Linked DNA regions of Mus musculus: region 2 is linked to region 1. The links are chromatin loops, found by intact Hi-C in ENCODE. Cell type or tissue: heart. All regions are shown on one strand. Links, peaks and the distances in the headings refer to the core of each region. The heading gives the core; the rest is flanking DNA. Region 1 overlaps Palld (palladin, cytoskeletal associated protein). Region 2 overlaps Palld (palladin, cytoskeletal associated protein).

What was found. A loop is a pair of places that touch in the nucleus more often than their neighbours do. Peaks named below come from ENCODE experiments on the same cell type or tissue, not always from the same donor. Only the 100,000 strongest peaks of a DNase experiment are listed, where the experiment ranks them.
Region 2: it touches region 1 in a loop (2.0-fold over the local background); 2 of 42 quality-filtered maps call a loop at or near these places.

What each region holds. Positions count from the first base shown.
Region 1 is chr8:61,697,734-61,703,118 of GRCm38, forward strand. Palld (palladin, cytoskeletal associated protein) reads right to left here. Exons shown (of 22, transcript NM_001293772.2): 7 at 5,369-5,385; 8 at 4,437-4,460. Among named protein-coding and RNA genes, the nearest start is that of Gm51576, 15 kb to the left of the region's middle. In heart, for the core only: CTCF peaks have their summits at 1,405 (motif pointing right) and 2,755 (motif pointing right); no DNase peak of the experiment used is centred there; H3K27ac peaks cover 309 bases.
Region 2 is chr8:61,603,909-61,609,293 of GRCm38, forward strand. The region is part of intron 10 of Palld (palladin, cytoskeletal associated protein); the gene reads right to left. Among named protein-coding and RNA genes, the nearest start is that of Gm35254, 14 kb to the right of the region's middle. In heart, for the core only: no CTCF peak of the experiment used is centred there; a DNase peak (open chromatin) is centred at 3,073; H3K27ac peaks cover 1,695 bases.

The DNA.
Region 1 (5,385 bases), core at 126-5,125:
TATGTACGTATATAGACACACATACATGTAAATAAATCTTTTAAAAGAAAGTGGATACATTGTGTGCGCGTGTGACACACAGAGAGAGAGAGACAGAGAGAGAGAGACCCACTTTTTTGTGGCTTTCATTTCACATGCCATTAGACCATTAGGCAATGCTATAGAAGCGACTCAAGACCGTCTGTGGCTGTTCCCAGACAGCTGAGTAACGGCTGGAGTATTAACATCTGTGAATGAGTCTTCATCCTCTTACCCCAGATTAGTCTTTGAAGGATCCAATCAGGGTAAAGCTAGAATGTCAAAAAAAAAAAAAAAAAAAAAAAAAAAAAAGGCAGCCTGGCAGGTAACATGATGAACCAATGCTGGTCTTAAGAAAGCTGACTCGCTTTTAATTCACAAACCAGGCTGAGAAGATTTGTGATGAAGCTGACTCCTGTCTAGACAGAGAGGGGAGTGCAAAACACATTAGACAGACACAGCACAGTAGTGACAAGAAAAACCTGTTCCAGTTGCTCAAATGCACAGGGCAAGGAATCAGCTTGTTCCTCCTTTAGCTCAATGTGTAATCCTAATGGACCCATATCTACATCCCAGGGAATTCCAGCTTTATTTTTAGAGCCTTAAAGTGCCTTCCTTACCCATGAATAATAAAGGCAGTGAGAAAGAAACTGGGTAAGAAGGATGAGGGAGTTGGTGGAGAAAGGGGAAAGGAAGGGTGTAGGACAGAGAGAGACAGAGACAAGAGATCAGGAAAGAACAACCATATCAGAGGAAGGGAAGGGAGAGTCATAAAAATCTCTTTAAATATTGTCCTGGATTTCAAAGGCTGTTTGTGTTTTAGCATTTGGAAAACATCATGGGCTGAGCCTATAAAATTTATCTCTTGCCTCAGATGTTCCGTAGCCATGTGTGTTTTTCTCTTTCTACTTAACAGTGGTTAAGATATAGATATCAGAGAAGGCAGCCCCTACATTCATCCTCTGTAGATGAGTATACTGGTGACTGGCTCGATCTAGTAATCAATCAGGCTATTTAAGAAGATAAGTCGTTTAAACAAACACACACACACACACACACACACACACACACACAGACACATACACACATACTCCCATGATATGTAAAGATGCATCTCTGAGTTGGTTAGTATGGGCATGTGTACATGTGTGCATGTCTGTAGAAAATAGAGGTTGACATTGGGTGTCTTTCTTTGATTTCTTTCCACACTATTTGTCTTTCTGCCTGTCTTTCTGTCTGTGTATGTATGTATCTATGTATCATTTATTTACATTTTTAAAGATTGATTTACCTTCATTTTATATGTACCATAGAATAAAAATGTAAGTGCACTATGTGTATGCACTGATACTTTAAAATAAGCGCACCATGTGTATGGAATGCTGGTGGAGGCCAGAAGAGGGCACTGTAACTGCTGGGAACAGACGTTACAAATGGATATGAGCCATTGTGTGATAGGCAGGAGACAAAGCAGGCTTTTCTGCAAAAACAGCAATTGTTCTTAACCTTCACTTGTTTTGAAATAGGCTCTCTCACAACACAACACAACACAACACAACACAACACAACACAACACAAGGGAAACATTTGGAAGTTAAAAAAAAAACCCTCACACTTCATTTTGTTAGGTATGTTCAACTTTGCTTAAATACAAATATGTCTTAAAATAGACTTTTTTGTTTTGATTTTTTAATTTATACTCTGTCCAACTCATAAAAGCAGTCATGTGACTAGTCACATTTATGGGGTTTTTGTTGTTCTTGTTTAAAAAGCTATGATCATGAGTTTTTATTTAATACTGCATAACAAGTGTAGAGTTCCCAAAGTGGAATGTATTAGTGTTTCACTGGGACAATGAAAGGAATGTTTCCAGTTGTTGTGGTAAATATGATGGTGGCGAACGTCTCAGAGACCAGGGGAAGTTTGTCTTCTTTTTAATAGTTCCCAGCTACATCTTTTTCTTACATTGACAAATTTTCTCAAAATATTTCTCTGCCAAGGTACACTTGCTTTTAGCAGATGCTGTTATTATGGTTGGGATGGGGGATTCTCTTGTCTTAAAATACTTTCAGATATAATTAAAGGGAGGAGAAAAATGAGGAATTCGGCAAACATGATAAGGAAAATCTTGTGTGCACTGTCAAGCCGTTGAGCTGAAGATGAGCGCCTTGCATGTCCTTAGCCTTCAGCTAGGACACCACGGTACCACCACACTCATCCAAGAGACATTCAAGCAAGTTCTACAGGACTGGAGCATCCAGAACAAATTTTATTAAGTAACTCATGATTGAACTTTTATTTGTTAAAGCAAAACAAGCTGTAACTGGAGTACTAAGACTGTCTATGGGAGGGGTCGTGAGGGAATGGGGCAGCGGTGGGAGTTGTTTCCATTAGCTTTTTTCATCTGAACTTACTTGTTGGCAGAATAACCTGACTGTTTTCTTTTCCTTTTTGGTGTGTGTGTGTGTGTGTGTGTGTGTGTGTGTGTGTGTATGTATATGTGTGTGTGTGTATGCATCTGTGTGATCTGTGTGTTTGTTAGTATGGGCATGTGCATGTCTGTAGAAAGTAGAGGTTGACATTGGATATCTTTCCTTGATTACTATTATTTGATTATTTATTTATTTATTTATTTATTTATTTATTTATTTTTAAAATTATTTACCTTCATTTTACATGTATCAGGGTTTGGCTTGCACCTAAGTGCACCATGTGTGTGAAATGACTGTGGAGGCCAGCAGAGGGCACTGTAACTACTGGAACAGAAGTTACAAATGGCTATGAGCTGCTATGTGAGCCAAACCAGTGTCTTCAGCAAGGACACCGAGTGCTTTTAGCCCTTGCATCCTTACCTACTCCTGCTACCCTTAGGTTTTTTTGAAACAGACTCTCTCACCAAATCTCATGGACTTGGCTGGGCTAATTGAGCAGTGGAGTTTAGGAATCCATCTTTTTCTGCCCTGCCCAGCCCATCAATGAGTGACAGTCACCATGCTGGCCTTTACTTTTTATATGCATTGTGTGACACACAGACGTTCCATACACTGGGGACCTAGCAAGTTTACACAAAGACATATCACAAGTAAAACACAAAGCGGTCTCTTTCCACATCGTGGAAAGTGACAGCAGTTTTTGAAGTGGTAGCCCCCACACTGAATGGGGTGGCATGCTCTAGTTGTAACTCAGAACCACTAGGTCAATTCCAGTCCTTCCCGAAGGATGTTAAGAATCAACCTTTCAACTTCCAGTTCTAAATGAAGAACACTCTGCTCTTAACGACCTGATACTCAGATGTGACAGGCTCAGGGGCAGGACAGTATCATGCCCTGTTATAGCTAACTGGGAACCTTAAAATTCTCAGGCAAGGGTCAGGGCAGGGCCATAGCTCCCAAGGCACGTTTGGCAGGATCCGCTTGCCGCCGCAGCAGAAGCATGAACAGCAGAACAGCAGAAACAGGAAAACGACATGTTTTTCTAACCTCTGTGAAGAAATAGTGGACTGTGTCTTTGCTGATGGGAAAAATACAAAAGAAAACAATCTTGGGGGTGGGGTGGGGGTGCACACTATGAGATACCTGGACACACAGTTTTTTTGGTCCGTGGGGACTCATAAATATACAAGAGGTCAAAGGCAGAGGAGAAGTCAGCCCCCACACTCTTGGATAACAGAGCACTTGGGTGAGGTCAGATGACCTGGTAATGAAGAGAGCTCCCAGGACACGCTGACTTTCTTCAAGCTTATGGAACAGTAAAAGTTTATGGCTTCAGCAGTAGACAGCAATGCCTCAAGGCTCACTCTGTCATTCCACTAAAGCCCTCAGTCAGGCACATTCTAAGCTATGCTGTCTTCTTTAAAAAAAAAAATCAGTTATTTTATTTATTTATATCCCAAATGCTACCCCCTCCTAGTTTCCCCCCTCAAAGAGTTCTTCCATCTCCCTTCTCCCTCTCTTTCACCTCTGAGAGGGTGCCCCCTCAAGTGTCCCCCCCACCCTGGAGTATCAAGTCTCTACAGGATTAGGTGCTCTCAAAGACTGGGTGACCAACCAAAGAGCCATGGAGTCTTACAGTGTGTTTTGGTCAGCAAAAGCCTAGCCTGCCGCAAATTTCTCTGTTCTACTGGATCGTCAGAAAGTTTTCCTTTTGGATCACGAGTCTGAGAATAAAACACTGTATTTGAAAAAGCCGTCTGTCGCCAAGCCCAATGCGCTTGTCTGAGCAGCATGGTTTACTAATAAAGACGAGGAAGGTTGCAGTGCACAGACCCTGTGATAAAGAAGACATTGTTTTCAAGATGGTTTTGTGTTTCTGAGGAACTGCAAATACATCATTTAGTGTGGTGTGTGGCTTTCGAATAGAGACAAAGACTCCCTGAAAACCAAAAGATACATTACCCCCCAATAGCAGAAAACTCTTACCGGGTTCAGCTGTCGATCTGGGTTCTGTTTATGTGAGAAAGGGAAAAGAAGGGGGGATAGCATTAGAACAGGGCCTCAGCGACAACTAACCCCTTTGCTCCCGCTGCTTTGCTTAGGCTACATGTGCAGAAATGTCACGGACCACCTCTGTATAGGAAGGCAGCAGCCACTCAGCTTTTATTTCCATGCGTACAGAAACACTGTGCACTGGGAAGTGTGACCCAGTGCAGTTCCTGACAACTTGGGAACCTCTTAAAATGATTTGTCCAACGATGTGAGTAGGTGGGACTTTTTCATTCTAAAGAAAAGGCCTACGGATCTCATCCACTTCAAAGGAGTGCCTGTGGTTTGTTGGTTGGTTTGTTTTATTCTTCCATAAAAATGAGGTAGACCAATTCTTTTGTGTATTTCACAAGTAGCATTTTGGAAGAGGTTGTGGGGCAAATTTCAGCATTAAGGGCTAACCCTATGAATATCTTGAACCAAAAAGAACATGTACTCTGGCCCTTTTAATGCAGGGAGAGTCCTACCATTTAACAAACAATGCAGGAGAAGTTTGAGGGCATGGCTGAAAGAAATCAGTATTTTACTTAGGCATTTCAGCTGAGAAGCTTCCTAGCACCACATGACCACACTATTGTTACCAAGAATCTGTACAGAAGGCTGAACTAGGGAGATGGCACACACATTGGCGTTTGATCTGTAGAGGAGCAACCACAGAAGGTCTTTTGATCTCACATTTACAAGGAGATGTGAGGAAGGGGAGGGGACAGAGAGGTGTTGCGTTACATTCATTTATTCCCTGCGCATTTTGGACTATCTAGTCTCATTCCACATTGAGAATACAAAACAGCTCATGTAAGTCCTTTTTAGTTCTCTTGAAATCAGAGAAAACCCAACCAAAACTTGGGACAACGGACACCTCTCCTTACTTTTCTGGAGAATTCTG
Region 2 (5,385 bases), core at 231-5,230, 94 kb before region 1:
CATATGCTCTGCTCAGGGAGTGGCAGGATTAGAAGGTGTGGCCATGTTGGAGTAGGTGTTTCACTGTGGTTATGGGCTTTAAGACCCTCATCCTAGCTGCCTGGAAGCCAGTATTCTGCTACCAGCCTTCAGATGAAGATGTATAACTCTCAGCTCCTCCTGCACCATGCCTGCCTGGGTGCTGCCATGCTCCTGCCTTATGATAATGGATCTGAACCTCTGAAGCCCCAATTAAATGTTATTAGACTTGCATTGGTCATGGCGTCTGTTCACAGCAGTAAAACCCTAACTAAGACAATGGGCTTTCAGACCTGCTTAGTCCTGTATCCACCCTGACTACCTCCAATACTTTGCATGGTTCAGAGCTCTACTGGGGAATCACAGAGACAGGTCACCAAGCCTCTACAGCTACATTGCTTTGTGACTACGTTTCTCTCAATGTACAGCTATTTCCCTCAAAGTGACTCACTAGGTCAGAAGGCAAAGCCATTCTATCAGTGATTGTCCATTTTAATATCATTTAACCACAACTTTTTGGTTTATATTTTCTGGACAGATAAACTCTAAAGTCAGGAATCTTCTTCTGGAAATTGCCTCTTATTTATTAGCCTTTTTATTGTCTTTGGAAAAAAAAAGGATGTGCTATAAAATCACTCAAATAAAGACAACAAAAATATATCTGTAGGCATAACACACTAGCCCTCAACTTTCTTCATCCCTTGCCCCATCCAGATCTTTGGATTCCAGCAGTATAACTTTACAAGATAACCTTGGAAAATTATACCACTGATCATAAATATCTTTGCCTTCATAGTATTAATCAGCACTAATCTTAGTTGTTACATAACACTCCATTAATTAAAACAAGGAACTTAGCTATATTTTGGGCTATTAATTTTTAAAAAATTGTATGTGTTACATTAAACATTTTTAGACTTTTACATTTTCCCTCTTTTGAGTTATTCCCTCAGTGCAAGGGCAATAGTGGTTTAAGAAATACGATGCCTGGGACTGGGGGGTGGTTCGATTGGTAATTAAACCCCCAGAACCCACATAATGTACTCAGATGTGTTTGTTATCCCAGTACTGGGGAGGCAAAGACAGGTGCATGAATCCCTGGGACTTGATGACCAGCCAGCCTAGCCTACTTGGTAAGTTCCAGGCCAGTGTGAGACCTCCTGTGGTTTGAGTAAGAATGGCTCCAATAGGTTCATTTATATAGGTGTGGCCTTGTTAGAGTGGGTGTGGCCTTGTTGGAGAAAGTGTGTCTCTGGAAGTATAGCTTTACATGTGGGGTTTTTGTTTTTTGACCTTTTTTTTTAAATTAAAAAAAAATTGGTATTTTATGTGGTATTTTGCCTGAATAGGTATCTTGCCTGAATATGTTTGCAGTGCCCATACTCCTGTGCATATGCATGCGTGACCACAGAGGCCATAGGAAGACATTGGGTCCCCTAGAACTGGAGTTCAGGCAGCTTTAAGTTGCTCTGTTGTTGAACACGGGTCCTCTAGAAATGTAGCCAGAGCTCTTACCCATTGAGCCACCTCTTCAGTCTCCCTGCTAGTTGTTTTCATTGTTGTTGTTGTTTGCTCTTAAATATTGAGTCAGTTTATGAAGCATTTCTAGGCTGCAGTTGACCATCTAAAGGAGACAATTTTGAGTATAATAGTGTCTAATTTCCATTTTCAATTCTCTGACTGTGACTGTGACACAACCCTTGCATGTTACAGAAGAGTGGGGCAGGTGGCACTAAGTGAAGATTATGTTTACATTTAAGGAGGTGTAGACCCAGGATGTACTTAGCATGCTACAGTCATCTAAAGGTGGTGGTCAGTCTTTGGGGTGTTGAGACTGTTTATCGCCCATCTGTCAGATCTGTGCCCAGACTCTTCTAGTTCTTATTAGATAGAGGTCTAATACGTCCTTATTCAAATGTGGGTGGTCCCCCTGTGTATCTGGAGTGGGAAGAGAAGAACAGATCTGTTCTCTACCCTAACTTAAAGCTGTCAAAGGACTTAGGTTCATTCAAGATTTTGAAAAAGCTAACTCAGGACCAATGCCTTGTATTCCTCATTAGCTGTGTCCATTTAAATAGGTTTCTAGTTATCAGGAAAGAAATTCCATAATGTTGGGTTTGTGGCACCAACCAGTGACAAGAACACAAAGCAAATCAGATGGCATTTCTTATTATGCCTAGGAGTATTTGAAACTCTTCTTCTCAAGCCATGTCCTGTCTAAACCATAGTGTAGACAAATACTAATACTACTACTACTAATAATAATATTAGTCCTCATCCATACTGTCATTCATAATGTTGCTTTGGGAAGTCTGGAAGGTGGTATTTTGAAGACACACAATGGAGGTTCTCTTCAACAACTTCAGTAACAACTTGCATATTTAAACTATACACAGTAAGGAACTCCTAGTACATAATGGATACTTGACTATTAGGGTAAGTAGTCTGCATTGTTTTTAAAGGATGCTTAAAGTCAAGGTTTAAGATAGTTAAACATTGTCTTTCAAGGTTCTTAGTAACTTCAGTTATTTTCATTTACAAAGTTTTAATAGTTACAGATAAGAGAGGGCCCACGGAGTTTCCCAGTATTCATCTTGTGTGTTTTTGTGTGTCTCTGTGTTACAAGATACAGTTTATTTATTACTTCAGCAGTTTCTAAGAGCTTCTAAGCATGTCTGCAGTTGTCTACAAAATACCACAGAAAAGGCTAGACACAGCCTGTATGTTTCTATGTTTCACCACTGTTTAATAGCTAGAGATGCGTTCACTGTCGACTTTGTGTGTGTGTGTGTGTGTGTGTGTGTGTGTGTGTGTGCGTGAGAGAGAGAGAGAGAGAGAGAGAGAGAGAGAGAGAGAAATTCCTTTGCCATTCTGCCGCATTTCTTTCCCTCTCCCAGATTGCTTCCACTCTGACACACTTCTATTCTGAAAGATTTCAGCATCGACTTCCTTATTTGGTCGCTGGAACTGCTCTTTGTCTCGTTCAAACATTCTGCTAAGCTTGCAGACTGCCTTCATCCCCGCCCCCTTGCCCACTGCTCCCCCTTCACTCACACACACACACACACACACACACACACACACACACACACACACACACACGTAGCTGGCTTCCACTGTTTGCTCTGACTCAGCCTTCTCTGAAGTTCATTAGCCAATCAGCCACCAGTTATGCCCATTTAAGGAGTACCTTCTGCAAATCAAAAGGAAAGAGAGTTTGGGAGGATTGTTACTCTGCAGCAGTCACTGGAATTCACCCCAAAGTGTGTATTTCACACCGCTGCTTTTCTCATGTAATAAGGTATGTATTAAAAAAGAAAGAAAGAAAGAAACCAACCCCAGGTAAACCGTAAAATAACCCAAACCCTCAATCCTTCTCACCCCAGGCTACTTAATTAAAGGTTAATGGCAGCATCCTGCCACTTAGCTCTGGCTGACAGAGTGTGATCTGGTTTGGTTTTCAACTTTCTCCATGCCAAATGTTCCAGCTAATACTTTAAGAAAATATGTAGCACAGGCTTAAGTGGCTCTGCCAACACATAAAGTAAAGGTCTGTGCTCCTAACCAAAGGAGACACATTTCCAATGAATTCTGTCTCCCTTGCTCTCTGGAGTTGAGAACAGCCAGGCATCCGAAGCAAGCGTGGAAGAATCCTTCCTGGCCTCTCAGCTTGGATGTGTATGGAAAAAAGCTCCCCGCTCTACATTCCCTATTTAAGAAAGAAGCTGCCCCAGCCCCATCCAATAAAACAGAGTAGTGTTTCCTTACGTATAAACAACCGAGAAATTCCTCCCAAGCAAGCACACAGCCTTTTGGGTCTTGGAACAAAGTGGCCGGTGGTATTTATTATGTCAAATAAACACATCATCCACACTGCAAAGGGGAACCTGAAACAATAAGCTGAACAAAGCAGTTTTCCAGCTTTTATTCCCTTAGCAATTAGCCTTTGTCTAACTGGACTGAAAAATTAAGAAGGAACAATATTTTTTTCAAAAGGTACCCTTATGCAATTAATATCCACAGTTTGTTCCCAAGGCTTGTTCAAAAACAAAAATAAAAACAAAAACAAAACACACACACACACACACACACACACACACACAAACACACACACACAAAACAAAACCAAAAAACCAAAACCAAAAATGGAGTTCACTTCCAGAGGCTAGAAACAAAAATATACAGGATATACTAAAGTTGGTATTATTTCTTATTTAGCCACCAGTAACGATCTTTTTTCTTCCTTTGTCCATTGTGGTAGTTGCTGAGGCCTCATTATTTGCCAGGCTTTGTGCTAGATGCTGCTACCAACACTCAAAGCTACCAGTCTGGTCATTGCACAAAGCATACTGAAGGACCCAGAAAGCATTCTTGTCCCTGTCCTGGTACCATAGTGCTTACCATGGTGAGTGATGTGGAAGCAGCAATTGGCTTACCAAGTTCTCAAAGTTTGTGCCGTGTTGCCCTTCTTTATTTAGGATACTTTGAGACGGGCTTGGATGAACTTTTGTTGGAGAAGACTCAGATCATTCTTGGCTGTAGACAGTGCATAAATGTACCTTCTGCAAGCTCAGCTCTGTGTCTGAGTACAGCCTAGTCCACATAGCAAGTTCCAGGCCAGCTAGGGCTACACATCGAGACCTTGTCTCATCTCACTGCGCATGTGCATGTACACACACACACACACACACACACACACACACACACACTCGTACTCAAATACACGCTTCCATTTATTTCTATTACTTATACCCTCAATGAGTCTCAGGTGTTTTACAGTGTGGCTTATGGGTTCAAATTTGTTTAAGTTTTACAACATATGAAACTTGTGAATTTTTTAACACCCCCACCCGTGTGTGTGTGTGTGTGTGTGTGTGTGTGTGTATGCAGACATGTACAGTGAGTTTGTATGTTTGTCAAAGTACTACCTTAGCTGTTTACTGTAGCCTCCCATCTGTTGGGACAGTCTCTGAGATTCACTGGTGCAGTAGGCCTGTGAACTCCTGGGAATTCTCCTGTCTCTGCCTCCTAGCTCACTATAGGAGTGCTGGGATGATGGAGGAACGTCACCACCTTTGGCTTTTACATGGGCTCTGAACTCAGATCATCATTGTTATACAGCACATTACCATTATGTCATCTCCCCAGTCCCAGGAAGTGGGGAACCTGTGCATCATTTTATTTCCTTCTACCACAGGAGCACCATACAGTTCTGCTAAGAGAAAACAGTGCTGTTCTAACTGGATGTGGTAGTATATGACTGCAATTCAGCTAAGACAGGAGGCCTATAATTTCAAGGTGAGCCTGGGCTAGACAAGAAATTCAGGGCTAGCCTGGACTATATAATGAACTAGTCTAGGTATAGGA